Regions from separate parts of the Homo sapiens genome. Here regions 2 and 3 are each linked to region 1. The links are chromatin contacts, found by Hi-C or POLR2A ChIA-PET in ENCODE. All regions are on one chromosome and are shown on one strand. Each heading gives the region's core, a stretch centred on a gene start or an enhancer-like site at or near the end of the contact. The rest is flanking DNA. Distances are from core to core; before and after follow the strand shown. Region 1 holds the start of DHTKD1 (dehydrogenase E1 and transketolase domain containing 1). Region 2 overlaps CDC123 (cell division cycle 123). Region 3 overlaps CDC123 (cell division cycle 123).

Region 1 (4,312 bases), core at 508-3,007:
TCAAGACCAGCCTGGCCAACATGGTGAAACCCCATCTCTACTAAAAATACAAAAATTAGCTGGGCATGGTGGCAGGTGCCTGTAATCCCAGCTACTCGGAACACTGGGGCAGGACAATCGCTTGAACCCAGAAGACAGAGGTTGCAGTGAGCCAAGATCGTGCCACTGCACTCCAGCCTGGGCGACAAAGCCAGACTCCATTTTAGGATTAAAAAAAGAGAGAGAGACAGAGATATGAGGTTTATTTTAAATGCCCTCCGAAGTGAAGAGCAAAATATTGAAGTTCTAGTGTGTGATTGATGGAACATTCCAAGGTCAGGTGCCCAGATGCCGAAGGGGATCTTCAACATTAATCTAATGATCAGATCAAAGATGCCAAATGATTTTCCTCTAATAAGCAATCTGTACTTATCTTCTACTCCGTGAGGATAAATAATGATACAATAATTTTGGAGCGTAAACCAAATACTCAAAATTAGTCTCGCAAATGAGCATGCAACAGAAGTTCCAAAAGCTGATATTCATGACTGTTAATTCATTAAAACCACCAGCACATATCAAGGTGTCAATAGAGTGGCTAAAAGGAAAAGAAAGAAACCCCACCAGCACATAGTTCCAAATTCAGCAGAGTTAAGAGTTAAACTCTGAAATTAAAGTAACAGACTAGCTACAAGGAGACAAATACATAATAAATATCATGCTGTCTTCCAAGACTGGAACTAACTGCCCACTTCTCCCAAGCAATGCAGTCTTGGACCCCCCCACCTGCTCACATAAAAGAAGCCTCAGAGATGGTCCTGGAAATGTATCCTTGGGAGACCTTAAAACTTTACTTCTCCCACAGCTCCGCCTCATTAAAGAGCTGGTTTTCTAGGCTGGGTGCAGTGGCTCAGCCTGTAATCCCAACACATTGGGAGGCCGAGGCTGCAGGATCAGCTTGAGCTCAAGAGTTCAAGACCAGCCTGGGCAACATGGTGGGACCCCATCTCTACTAAAAATGAAAAAAAAAAAAAAAAAAAAAAAAAAGCTGGGCGTGGTCATCCCTCTGTGTCCCCAGCTACTCGGGACGCTGAGGTGGAAGGATAGCCTGAGCCCAGGAGTTCGAGGCTGCAGGGAGCTGTGGTCGCAGCACTGCACTCCAGCCTGGGCCACAGAGCGAGACTCCGTCTCAAAAAAAAAAAAAAAAAAAAAAGGAAACAAAAAGAGAAAGAAAAAAAGAGTTTCTCACACGTTTCCAACAAAGGAAAGAAAAGCCCTTCCGAAACCAGGTCCGGACCAGCAAGATGGGAAGACCACCCAAGCGTGGACCTCAAAGATCCTCAGTTACAGAGGATGGACGGGGGATGACCCCAACACTGAGCACCCACACCTACCCTCTGCTCCCCTCACCTCCCCCTCCTCCCCACCGGCCGCGCGTTCAGGCCGGCAGCCGGTTCCCCGACCCCGACACCCCACCGCAAATCGGCCAGGGGAGGCTTCTGCGTCCCAGCCCCCGCTCCCACCGCCCGGGCCCCATCCCCGACCTGGGGGGCGCTCCAGGGCGCCCTGGGGCTCGCGGCTCTCGGGCTTCCTCGGCCGGTAGCCGTAAACGCCCCGCTCGGTCTGGTAGCCACGCCAGAAGAGAGGGAGAGCCCGGCCGAGGCCCCGTCGTGCTGCTGCCGCAGTAGCAGAGGCCATGTTCACCAGATGTCCCGGCCAGCATGCTAAGGCGGGAGCCCGAGGGGATCCCACCGGCCCTGGTAAATCCGGGACTCGTCAGAGGCGGCCGGAGCCCCGCCCCCAGACAACGCCCCCGCGCCTGATTGGCCGACGGGCCGGACCCTGGAAGCCAATCCGTGGCAGCGGCACTCACAGCGAAGCGACGCCCAGGATTGGGGCGGGCTTCCAGGGCGGTTCCGGCGGCTGAGACCGCCCTGCTCCACCGCAGGGCGGGGCAAGTAAGTGTTCCGCGGGGCGGCACCTGCTCCCAGTACGAAACAGGATGTAGCTGCAGCGCCTGTAGTCTCCCGCCAGGAGTGTTTACCCATCACGCCTCTGCCCAACCGCATAGACACAGTCTAGGGTGTCTGTTACAGAAAGGACAAATTAGCCACAGGGTGGATAGGAAATGGCTAGGACTGAGACCAAGGGACGCAAAAAGCAAAGGTTACTTAGCGCAGCTACAAAATCAATACCCCTAATTTTTTTGTTTTCTTAAGAAACATTAACAGAGGCCGGGCGCGGTGGCTCACGCCTGTAATCCTAACACTTTGGGGGGCCACAGCGGGAGGATCATCTGAGGTCAGGAGTTTGAGACCAACCTGTCCAACATGGCGAAAACCCATCTCTACTAAAAATACAAAAATTAGGTCGGGCGCGGTGGTTCACGCCTGTAATCCCAGCACTTTGGGAGGCCGAGGCGGGCGGATCACCTGAGGTCGGGGGTTCGAGACCAGTCTTACCAACGTGGAGAAACCTCGTCTCTACTAAAAATACAAAATTAGCCAGGCGTAGTGGTGGGTGCCTGTGGTCCCAGCTACTCGGGAGGCTGAGACAGGAAAATCGCTGGAACCCGGGAGGTGGAGGTTGCGGTGAGTTGAGATGGCGCCATTGCACTCCAGCCTGGGCAACAAGAGCGAAACTCCGTCTCAAAAAAAACAGAACAAAAACAAACAAACAAACGAACAAAAAAAAAAAAACAAAACAGGCTGCAGTGGCTCATGCCTGTAATCCCAACACTCTGGGAGGCCCTCTGGGAGGCCAAGGAGGGCGGATCACGAAGTCAGGAGTTCGAGACCATCATGGCTACTATGGTGAAACCCCGTCTCTACTAAAAATACAAAAATTAGCCGAGTGTGGTGGCGGGTGCCTGTAGTCCCAGCTACTCGGGAGGCTGAGGCAGAAGAATCGCTTAAACCCTGGAGGCAGAGGTTGCAGTGAGCCAAGATCGTGCCCACTGCACTCCAGCCTGGGCGACAGAGCGAGACTCTGTCTCACAAACAAACAAAAAACATTAAGAGAGAAAGAAGGAAATAGGGTAAAGGGAGCAGGGAAGAAAGGGATAAGAGTCAAAAGAAACTGGACATGAACGATTAGTTGGTCTGTCTCTGAGTGAGTTTCCCAAATGATTTTTTTTCTGTGGCTTACTTTTAACTTTGCCAGTATGGTAGGAGAGAGAGTCTGCATCCTTACCTGGTTAGTCATCCTTCGTTCCAGTAAGCTGTGCAGCTATACCCCAAACTCCTAGGAATATTATACATACAAGCCCAAGACATCCTCCTTCTTACTCATTCAACCAGTACACTCATAAAGCACTCTGCTGGGTTACAAAGATTAATAAGGCACAGTTTCTGCCCTTAGTTCCCAGTCTAGCTGTAGATAGAACTCAGCACACAGGATGATAGATTATATAATGTAGGCACATGTAAGTGCCCCCTGCAAGCACAGGAGCGTCATCCAGCACAGCTACTGTAGCTGGGACCCCTTAGGTCCACACTTTGGTGGCCTCCCCATCTTGCTAGTTTGGACCTGGTTTTGCAAGGGCTTGTCTTTTTTTTCCTTTTTTTTTTTTTTTTTTTTTTTTGAGACGGAGTCTCGCTCTGTCGCCCAGGCTGGAATGCAGTAGGGCAATCTCGGCTCACTGCAACCTCCATCTCCCGGGTTCAAGCAATTCCCCTGCCTCAGCCTCCCGAGTAGCTGGGATTTCAGGCGCCTGCCACCACGCCCAGCTAATTTTTGTTGCTGTTGTTTTTGTTTGTTTGTTTGTTTGTTTGAGACAGAGTTTCTCTCTTGTTGCCCAGGCTGGAGAGCAATGGCGAGATCTCCACTCACTGCAACCTCCGCCTCCCAGGTTCAAGTGATTCTCCTGCCTTAGCCTCCCAAGTAGCTGTGATTACAGGCATGCGCCACCACGCCCAGCTAATCTTTTTTTTTTTTTCCTTTTGAGACAGAGTCTCGCTCTATCGCCCAGGCTGGAGTGCAATGGCGCGATCTCGGCTCACTGCAAGCTCCGCCTTCCGGGTTCCAGCCATTCTCCTGCCTCAGCCTCCCGAGTAGCTGGGACTACAGGCGCCCACCACCACACCCAGTTAATTTTTTGTATTTTTAGTAGAGATGAGGTTTCACCATGTTAGCCAGGATGGTCTCGATCTCCTGACCTCGTGATCCGCCCACCTCGGCCTCCCAAAGTGCTGGGATTACAGACGTGAGCCACTGCACCCGGCCATCCATGCCCAGCAAATTTTTGTATTTTTAGTAGAGACAGGGTTTCTCCATGTTGGTCAGGACGGTCTCAAACTCCTGACCTCGGGTGATCCACCCACCTCGGCCTCCC
Region 2 (4,312 bases), core at 594-3,093, 170 kb before region 1:
TTTTTTTTTTTTTTTGAGATGGAGTCTCGCTCTGTCACTCAGGCTGGAGTGCAGTGGTGCGATCTCTGCTCACTACAACCTCCGCCTCCCGAGTTCAAGTGATTCTCCTGCCTCAGCCTCCCAAGTAGCTGGGACTACAGGCGTCCGCCATCACGCCCAGCTAATTTTTTGTATTTTTAGTAGAGACAGGGTTTCACTGTGTCAGGATGGTCTCGATCTCCTGACCTCGTGATCTGCCTGCCTCAGCCTCCCAAAGTGTTGGGATTACAGGCGTGACCCTCTGTGCCCAGCCTCTACTTGGCTTTTTATAGTCAGTAAAACTAACTCATTTTTTTTTAAACAATCACACTTTTAATATAGGAATATGCCACAATGCAAAAAACCAAACCACATTTTTTCCTTTTTTTTTTTTCACTCTTGTTGCCCAGGCAGGAGTGCAATGGTGAGATCTCGGCTCACTGCAACTTCCCCTTCCTGGGTTCATGCAATTCTCCTGCCTCCACCTCCTAAGTAGCTGGGACTACAGGTATGCACCACCACGCCTGGCTAATTTTCTATTTTTGGTAGAGATGGGGTGTCACCATGTTGGTCAGGCTGGTCTCCAATTCTTAAACTCAGGTGATCTGCCCGCCTAGGCCTCCCAAAGTGCTGAGATTACAGGCGTGAGCCACTGTACCCAGCCCAAAACACATTTTTAAATGAAAACAAACCACCACTGTTAATTGGTAGTGTACTCTGTAGCTCAGAAGCTATCCTCTAGTACAAAAAAAAAGAGTTTAAGTAAATTAAAAAAAACCCAGCTGTAACTTCTATAAACTAGGAGGATCAGGATCAGGATTTTATAACTTTTTTTTTTTGAGACAGAGTCTCGCCCTGTTGCCCAGGCTGGAGTACAGTCGCGCGATCTCAGCTCATTGCAACCTCCTCCTCCTGGGCTCAAGTGGTTCTCCTGCCTCAGCCTCCCAAGTAGCTGGGATTACAGGCGCCTGCCACTGTGCCTGACTAACTTTTGTATTTTTAGTAGAGACGGGGTTTCACCATGTTGGCCAGGCTGGTCTTGAGCTCCTGATCTCAGGTGACCTGCCTGCCTCAGCCTCCTAAAGTGCTGAGATTACAGGTGTGAGCCACCACGCCCGGCCATAACATGTTTTCATGTGACATCTCAAGCACAAACAGCCTGAGAAGTTAATTCTGCTTTGAGGCAATCCAATAAGCAAAGAGCAGTCGGACTAACTGTCCTTGTACCAGCTGACTGTCTCCCTGCCCCGATCAAGCTCTAGGGACCAGACACTGTGTTAGGCACTGGGCATGAAGATCGTAACACAAAATCGACTCCTTCCAAGAGCTCAGGCTTGAGCAGAACACACATCTCCACTTCCCCAAAACAGAACCAAAAGCCATCCAACAATGGCAATGTGCAGGGTATTTTGCTTCAAGAGAGGCAAGAACAGGGAACTGTGAGAGCGGAGAGGCACACAGGAGAGCCTGCCTACATGTGCGAGGGAAGGCTGGAAATGCTTCCCAAAGGACCTGGGCACCTGAGGGATAACAGAGATGCCCTGGGAGGAGGGTGGTGTTGGCAGGAAAAGCGGACCACTTAACAAGAACGACGGCTCTCACGTACAGAGGCCACGCCACGACCGCCTGTTGCGGGAATAGGTTATTTTGGCTGGAGTGTGAGATATGTGAGGGCTCCTGAAATACAGCCAGCTATGTAACTCTCAAGGCTTGCTGTTCCAAACAGGATGAAACACATGCTACGACAAGCCGTTTAAAAGTGTAATTGAGATTATGAGAAAGACCGGGAAATCCCCCGGGGCCAGAAACAAGAACCCGAAGAACAGAACTAAGCCTATCAACTCTAGTGCTGTGGGAACCCGTGGGAGGGTCTCCTAGCAGCCTGGCCACAGGAAGGGAATCAGAACTCAGACACAAACTCCAGAAGGCGACAGTCTCAGGAAAGGGAGTGTGAGGAGACAGTTCTAATGACAGGGCAGGACACAATGACTGTTCTTCTCTGAATGAGTTTTGAGGAACATGGTAGAAGCAAATGAAAAACCCAAAATTTTGGATCTTTGGGATTCTCACAAACAAAAGAACAAACAAAAAGAACAAGCTCACTGAAGATGAACTCAAAGTAAATAAATAAACTGATTTACAAAACAAAAAAGAAACAACCAACCCGGATGAGAGTCTGTAAACGCAACAGGCATTAAAGCCCCAAGAACTCTGGAAATCATCATCAATCTGAAGGACAGTATAAAATAAATATATTGATGCTAGACAAAAAGACTAAGGGGGATCCATATCGCATACCAAACACGCAAAGGAACAAAAGCCAAACATCCAATATTGAAATGGAGAACAAGAAGTTACAAAAGAACTGGACAAAAACCATGGGGAAGTATTTTTTAAAATGATGGCTGAAATTCAAAAGCCAGAAAAGAAACAAATAATCTATGTGATCTCGTTCACAGGAAAAGACTAATGACAAAGGCCTAATCTCTGTAATACATAAACAGTGCCTCTATTTTGAGGAAAATGAGACAATAGAAAAAAGTGAAAAAGACATGAAGCAATGGTTCACAGAAACGACCCTTAAATATATGAAAAGATAAACTTCATCCTCACTTACTAAGAAAAATAGAAGTAGAAATTATACTGAAACATCATTTCTCTACGAAACCCCAAAAACCCTGAAGAGTGTAACCCTATATTGTAAAGGCAAGCTCTGAGGAAGCCTGCAGGTACTGTGATGCATTCCTGGGGGGATCTGGTCAGGTGTAACCTCTACCGAGGGTAAACTGCAACATTAAAATACATTTCACTTTTGAGCCAGCAATCCCGCTTCTAGGAATTCACCCTGTAGATTCACCTGCAGCGTGTGAAATGACACACGTACGGGATTATTCACCATGGCAGACTGCAGAAGACCAGACACAACCTGGTGTTCACTGCTAGGCATGACATGTATGATCATGGCTCACTGCAGCCTCAACCTCCCAGTCTCAAGCGATCCTCCCAACTCAGCTCCCGGGAGTAGCTGGGGCTACAGGCACAAACCACCACACCTGGCTAATTTTTATGTAGAGACGAGGTCTCATTATGTTAAGCCCAGGCTGATCTCAAACTCCTGGGCTCAAGCCATCCTCCCACCTCAGCCTCCCAAAATGCTGAAAATACAGGCGTGAGCCACAACAATGGCCTAAAGCCCCTCTTTCTAGTAACTCTTAACAGACACCATCATCTTTGAAGACAAAGAGGTGAAAATATAGTGATGTCTTTTGACGTAAGAGTTAAATGAACAGTTAACAGTTATTCTGGGACATGATCATATGGGCCATATCTTTTTGTCCAAAGATGATTCGAAGATGTCCAAAGGTGATTCAGATTCAAATGACTGTCTCACTTACAATGAGGCTGATCTAAGCACGGAGAGAGAATGAGAAATATTCTGCTTGTGTGTAGGTGACACGGGAAAACGCATCTGCTAGCTTCTTCACAATGTCAAAGAGCACTCAGCACCAAACAGCATTTAGTGACCTAAACTTCTTAATAAAGATGACATGTCTTGGACAGTGAAATCTCTGCTCTAGTAATTCTTCATTAAGTCAGCAGTAAGTAACTTTACTAGTAAGTCACTTTAACTTTTTCCTTACAGAAGTTTTCATCACTTTTAAGATTTAAAAAATAAACTAATCCTCTTCTGTCTAAAGATAAAAGTAACTCAAACTTTGAGTCACTTTTAGTTGACTAAAAATAATAATAATAATTTTTTTTTTTTTTTTTTTGAGACGGAGTCTCGCTCTGTAGCCCAGGCTGGAGTGCAGTGGCGCGATCTCGGCTCACTGCAAGCTCCGCCTCCCGGGTTCACGCCATTCTCCCGCCTCAGCCTCCAGAGTAGCTGGGACTACAAGTGCCCGCCAACACACCCGGCTAATTTTTTGTATTTTTAGTAGAGACAGGGTTTCACCGTTTTAGCCAGGATGGTCTCGATCTCCTGACCTCGTGATCTGCCCGTCTCGGCCTCCCAAAGTGCTGGGATTACAGGTGTGAGCCACCGCGCCCGGCCCCTTTTTTTTTTTTTTAAAAAACAGAGTTTCGCTCTTGTTGCCCAGGCTGGAATGCAATAGCACAATCTCAACTCACTGCAACCTCCACCTCCTGGTTCAAGTGATTCTCCTGTGCCTCAGCTTCCCACGTAGCTAGGTGGCATGCGCCACCATGCCCGGCTAATTTTGTATTTTTAGTAGAGACAGGGTTTCTCCATGTTGGTCAGGTGGGTTTCGAACTCCCGACCTCAGGTGATCTG
Region 3 (4,312 bases), core at 663-3,162, 150 kb before region 1:
AGTGGAACATGCCTAAAAATTACAGAATAATTAAGTCATTTAAAAAATACAACTCTCCCACAGACAGATCAGACACAGGATATAACAGAATTTTGAGAAAACTAACAGTTGCAAACCACTATCCAGTTATCCACACTACATGGAAGAAAAGTACTAAAATATTTGAAAACAGCTACCTCTGGGGAGTAGGAAATGGTGAAGTAAAATAGGTGTCAAGACCTGCTGATTTTCATGGCAAGCTTCCAAATCTATTTGAAATTTTAAATTCTGTACATGTAGAGTATAATTAATTTTTAGAAGTAAAAACAAAAAAGAAAAAATAATAAAAGTAAAAACAAAACTTAGATTAAGTACAAATTATCATTCATTTTAGAATAAAAAAGGCATGAGATAACTTTTGAAATTACAAATAGGTCTCTGATTCCTTAAATAAGCTTTGCTAATACAAAACTGTTTTCTATTGGATTAAAACAACTAACGGATTTTTCCACAGGCCTTAACTTTTATAAAAATCTTGTCAATGCAGTATTAAAATAATAAGACACAATTTAAGAAAAGATCAGTTGACTTCTCCAACCACTCTATTTCTATAGCCTATGACACTATTACTTTTTTTATTTTTATTACTTTTCAACAAAGAAAAATTTCTCTGTTAAACTGAACAGCTGAAGTTTTGAAAAGGGCAGAGTATGAATTTCCTCAGAATTCAAAAACAATCAGCAACACAAGACGTGGAAACTACCTTTTGGCAGAATATACAGTATTTCACAGACCCAGGCAAGTGTATAGCAAAATCCGGAAAGTAAAACAGTAGAGGGAAATTAATAATAAATTCCACAGTATTTTTCCTAGAATTAGGAATATAATTAGACCCTCTGTAGGGATATGAAATGAAATAAACAGCAAAACAAAGAATATTCAAACAGTAAGAGAATTACTTATGTGTTCCTACCCTTGGGGCACTCCAATTAAGCTTAGGAAAGACACTGCCCCCGAGGGAATTGATAGCTTCCTGGACTTTAGTGGCAAACTCAGGAAATTCTGGTGCCTACAGAGAGAGAAGAAATCATTGGGCACGTCAATATCATCACAGTATATATATAAAACAAGATCAAAATCTCAAGGTTATAGTTTAGGGTGTTAAAAACAGAATTTAGAATACAAATTACTATCAGAATTTCTGAACCCAGCTAAATAAAATCAGTGATAAAGTACATTTACCAAAAAGAGAAATAAAATAATCAGCTGCTTAAATGGCATTTTCCAGACAATCAAAGCCTGCAAAGCTGAAATGACACAAGTCACTAGGCTTCTGAGGATGTGAGGAAGGAGTGAATGGTTCTCTGTACACCGACATAAAACCAGCATTCATCAAGAGAAAATAGACAGGTGGAATATCACCTGTAGCAATACTCTAGTTGTCAGAAATAACATCCCTACTTGAAGAGCTAGAAGCCCTTCCACTTGCAGGAAGAGTCTTAGCCATATGGTATTCCCCAAAGCCACGGAGAGAATGAAAAATAAATGATGTGGCAAACTGTATTTAAACACTGCTATTTCCAGACAAGTTTTAAAACAAGCAAAACTCAAAATGTGAACCTTAGTCAAGGTAAAACGTTCTTTCCTGTTTGGATGATTTTTAAAATGCATATTTTATATAAGCTAGTGACCAAAACGTTCTGTGTTTGTTTCGACCCGGAAGTGAATAGAAATACTGCTGTTAAACAGGAACTTAAGCCTGATGTCATTATGTCCTGCCTTGAGCCTAGGTCACTATCACAGGAGCTTATGGACATAAGAAAGAAAAAAAGGTAAGTAAGAGAGGGGGAAGTAGGGCCCTCAAGAGACATAAAAAAACAAAAACATTAACAGATTCTCCACGCAGTCATTAATTTTCATTTATACCCTGTAAAGAGGATTGCTGCCCCCTATCGGGCAACTATAAGTTCTGAAAAAATCCAGTAATCAACTTCTTCCCTAGGAAAAAAAAAAGACAGACTACATCTTGAATTAACTAAACTACACATTCCAAGATGACATCAAATAGTTATGTGGATCCCCAAGATCTAACCCAGCTATGCGAGAGAAAAAACTGTGACAAGAGTCTGAGAAAAGACCAAAGAAATGAGTTTTAAAACATGGTCATATATCCCCCAAAACAAGAAACAGCTTTGAGCAAAAGGCTAGGGAATAAAAACGAGAGCTTAAGGTCCAATTAGGCTGCCTTTCTTTCTGTTACAGATAAATCTGACCTCTAGACTGGTTAATAACTATCTATCTTCCACTAGACGACTTCAGCTTAGATACATGAAATGAGACTAGAGTAATTTAGAGAGGTTTTCAAAATGAACAGCAGCACTGAGTCCTTTATTTTCCATTCATCTCTCCCCATCCAAAGCAATTATGATTTATGTGAGGGCATTTCCTTATAATTGCCTGAAGCGGCTGACTTGGCTCCCCTACCGCTCTAGCCATAAACCCCACTTCTGTGAGATGGGCACTGGCAGTATTTCCTATGAACGGCATTGTTGCACAAACTTTACAACGGGAAAGAATTCAACTTTCAAAGACAAAGCAATTTAATTTTCCTATCCCATAAAGCTTGACATCTAAGGATTACTTTTCATGTATGCCTTTTAAAAGATGTGATCAGTCCCCTCAAATCCTCAAAATTATTCAACTTTAGGATAACCTGCCATAAGAATCCTAAAACAAATTTAAATTATAAAAAGTTTATGCACAGTCTTAAGTGGAAGACTATGTACTGTTTACATACAGCACAACCTTCTAGGTTATCTGTTTTTAGCCAGGTCTGTGAGCTACTTTACAACTTGGCAAATTCTAGGTAAGTGATAGTGACATGAACTAATTCTTACGGACAGGCAATTTCTATCTCATCTGGAAGAGGTCCAATTGTCTTTTCTCCCATACTGCAGGGAGGCAAAACCAGTTTTGCCTCATTTACATACTCATTTCAATATTCCTGATCTAAAAATATATCTTTTCTTTGGATTCTCTTTTGAACCAGTTCTAACAATCTGTCTGGTTCCCTCATGAGTTAAATAACATCTTCAACACGCATTAAAGAGTTTTATATGAGTCATGATTTTACCATTTTCTATAAATTATCTATCAAAATCACGGAACTAACACTGACACAATACAGATCTTATTCAAAATTTGCCAAGTGTCCTAGTAACGTCTTCTACAGAAAAAAAAAAAACTGAAACTTTTTTTCTGGTCCAGGCATCCAGTCTAGCCAGAATCATGGACTAAATCTAGTTGTCAGGTCCCTTTAATCTTCTTCAATCTGTGGCAGTTCCTCTCTCTGTTGTTCTTACCATTTATGACCTTGACGTTTTTGAAAAGTTCAGGGCAACTACTCTATACAATTTCTAAAAGTTGAGTCTGTTGGATGTCTCCTCCCAAGCAGACTCAGGCTGCGCAGCTGTGACAGGTGGTGTCCTTCCCATGCATCGTATCAGGAGGCACACATGACAGGTCTGTCCCATCACTGACAAGGTTAATACTGATCACTTGGCTGCCAGGTCTTTGCATTGTAACATTACTATTTTTCTTTGCGCAAACAGTAAGTAATTTGGGTGAAGATACTTAGAAAAGATGGAACTATCCTCTTTCTCACTGTATATTCACCCACTAATTTTAGCATCTATTCAATCAAATATTATTACAATGGTTGCCAAATAGTAATTCCTAATTCCATCATTCCTACTACATGTATTAGTTAGTGCCTTTAGTACTATAAAGACAAGCTTCCTTTTTTCCCCACTTATTTAATCACTTATGTATGTCACTATGGGATCAGCAATTCTTATTTTAGTCAATAGGTCATAACCTATTCTTATACTTCACATAGAGTATCCCTTATCCAAAATGGGTAAGACCAGAAGTGTTTTGGATTTCAGAATATTTGCATATACATAATGGGGATGGGACCCAAATCTAAACACAAAAGTCATTTACGTTTCATATACACCTTATGCACACGGCCTGAAGGTAATTTCATTTTTCCCTTGGGGAGGCTGAATGAGCTGGGTTGTGCACCTGCATTGTGGCTGTACCTGTCACATGAGGTCAGGTGTGGAATTTTCCACTTGTGGTGTCATGTTAGTGCTCGTAAAGTTTTGGGAGCTAAGCATGCTGGCACACACCTGCAGTACCTGCTACTCAGGAAGCTGAAGCAGAAGGATCACTTGAGCCCAGAAGTTTGAGTGCAGCCTGGGCAACACAGTGATAGTCAGTCTTTTTAAAAAGTTTTGGAATTTGGAGCATTTTCAATTTTGAATTTGGG

Evidence for each region. A loop is a pair of places that touch in the nucleus more often than their neighbours do. ChIA-PET counts read pairs that join two places held with the same protein, here RNA polymerase II (POLR2A). Pooled maps may share reads with other maps.
Region 2: a loop to region 1 is called in a pooled map, with 4 times the contacts of the local background. The contact joins the enhancer-like site here to the promoter of DHTKD1 in region 1. A Hi-C loop is called at or near these places in 5 of 50 pooled maps. POLR2A ChIA-PET finds 5 or more read pairs at or near these places in 2 of 52 experiments (WTC11 and activated CD4-positive, alpha-beta T cell).
Region 3: a loop to region 1 is called in a pooled map, with 4 times the contacts of the local background. The contact joins the enhancer-like site here to the promoter of DHTKD1 in region 1. A Hi-C loop is called at or near these places in 5 of 50 pooled maps. POLR2A ChIA-PET finds 5 or more read pairs at or near these places in 5 of 52 experiments (Caco-2, OCI-LY7, activated T-cell and 2 more).

The regions. Positions count from the first base shown.
Region 1 is chr10:12,066,399-12,070,710 of GRCh38, reverse strand. DHTKD1 (dehydrogenase E1 and transketolase domain containing 1) reads right to left here and starts at 1,757. Exons shown (of 17, transcript NM_018706.7): 1 at 1,524-1,757. The coding sequence starts at 1,677. RefSeq lists silencers at 1,422-1,581, 1,682-1,731.
Region 2 is chr10:12,239,487-12,243,798 of GRCh38, reverse strand. All of the region lies in intron 10 of CDC123 (cell division cycle 123), which reads right to left. Among named protein-coding and RNA genes, the nearest start is that of CDC123, 45 kb to the right of the region's middle. Within about 2 kb of position 1,843, at least 14 of the 41 ENCODE cell types and tissues checked have a DNase peak (open chromatin) inside an H3K27ac peak, as active enhancers do.
Region 3 is chr10:12,212,476-12,216,787 of GRCh38, reverse strand. CDC123 (cell division cycle 123) reads right to left here. Exons shown (of 13, transcript NM_006023.3): 5 at 953-1,048. Among named protein-coding and RNA genes, the nearest start is that of CDC123, 18 kb to the right of the region's middle. Within about 2 kb of position 1,912, at least 7 of the 41 ENCODE cell types and tissues checked have a DNase peak (open chromatin) inside an H3K27ac peak, as active enhancers do; they include OCI-LY7, where a contact is called at or near this core.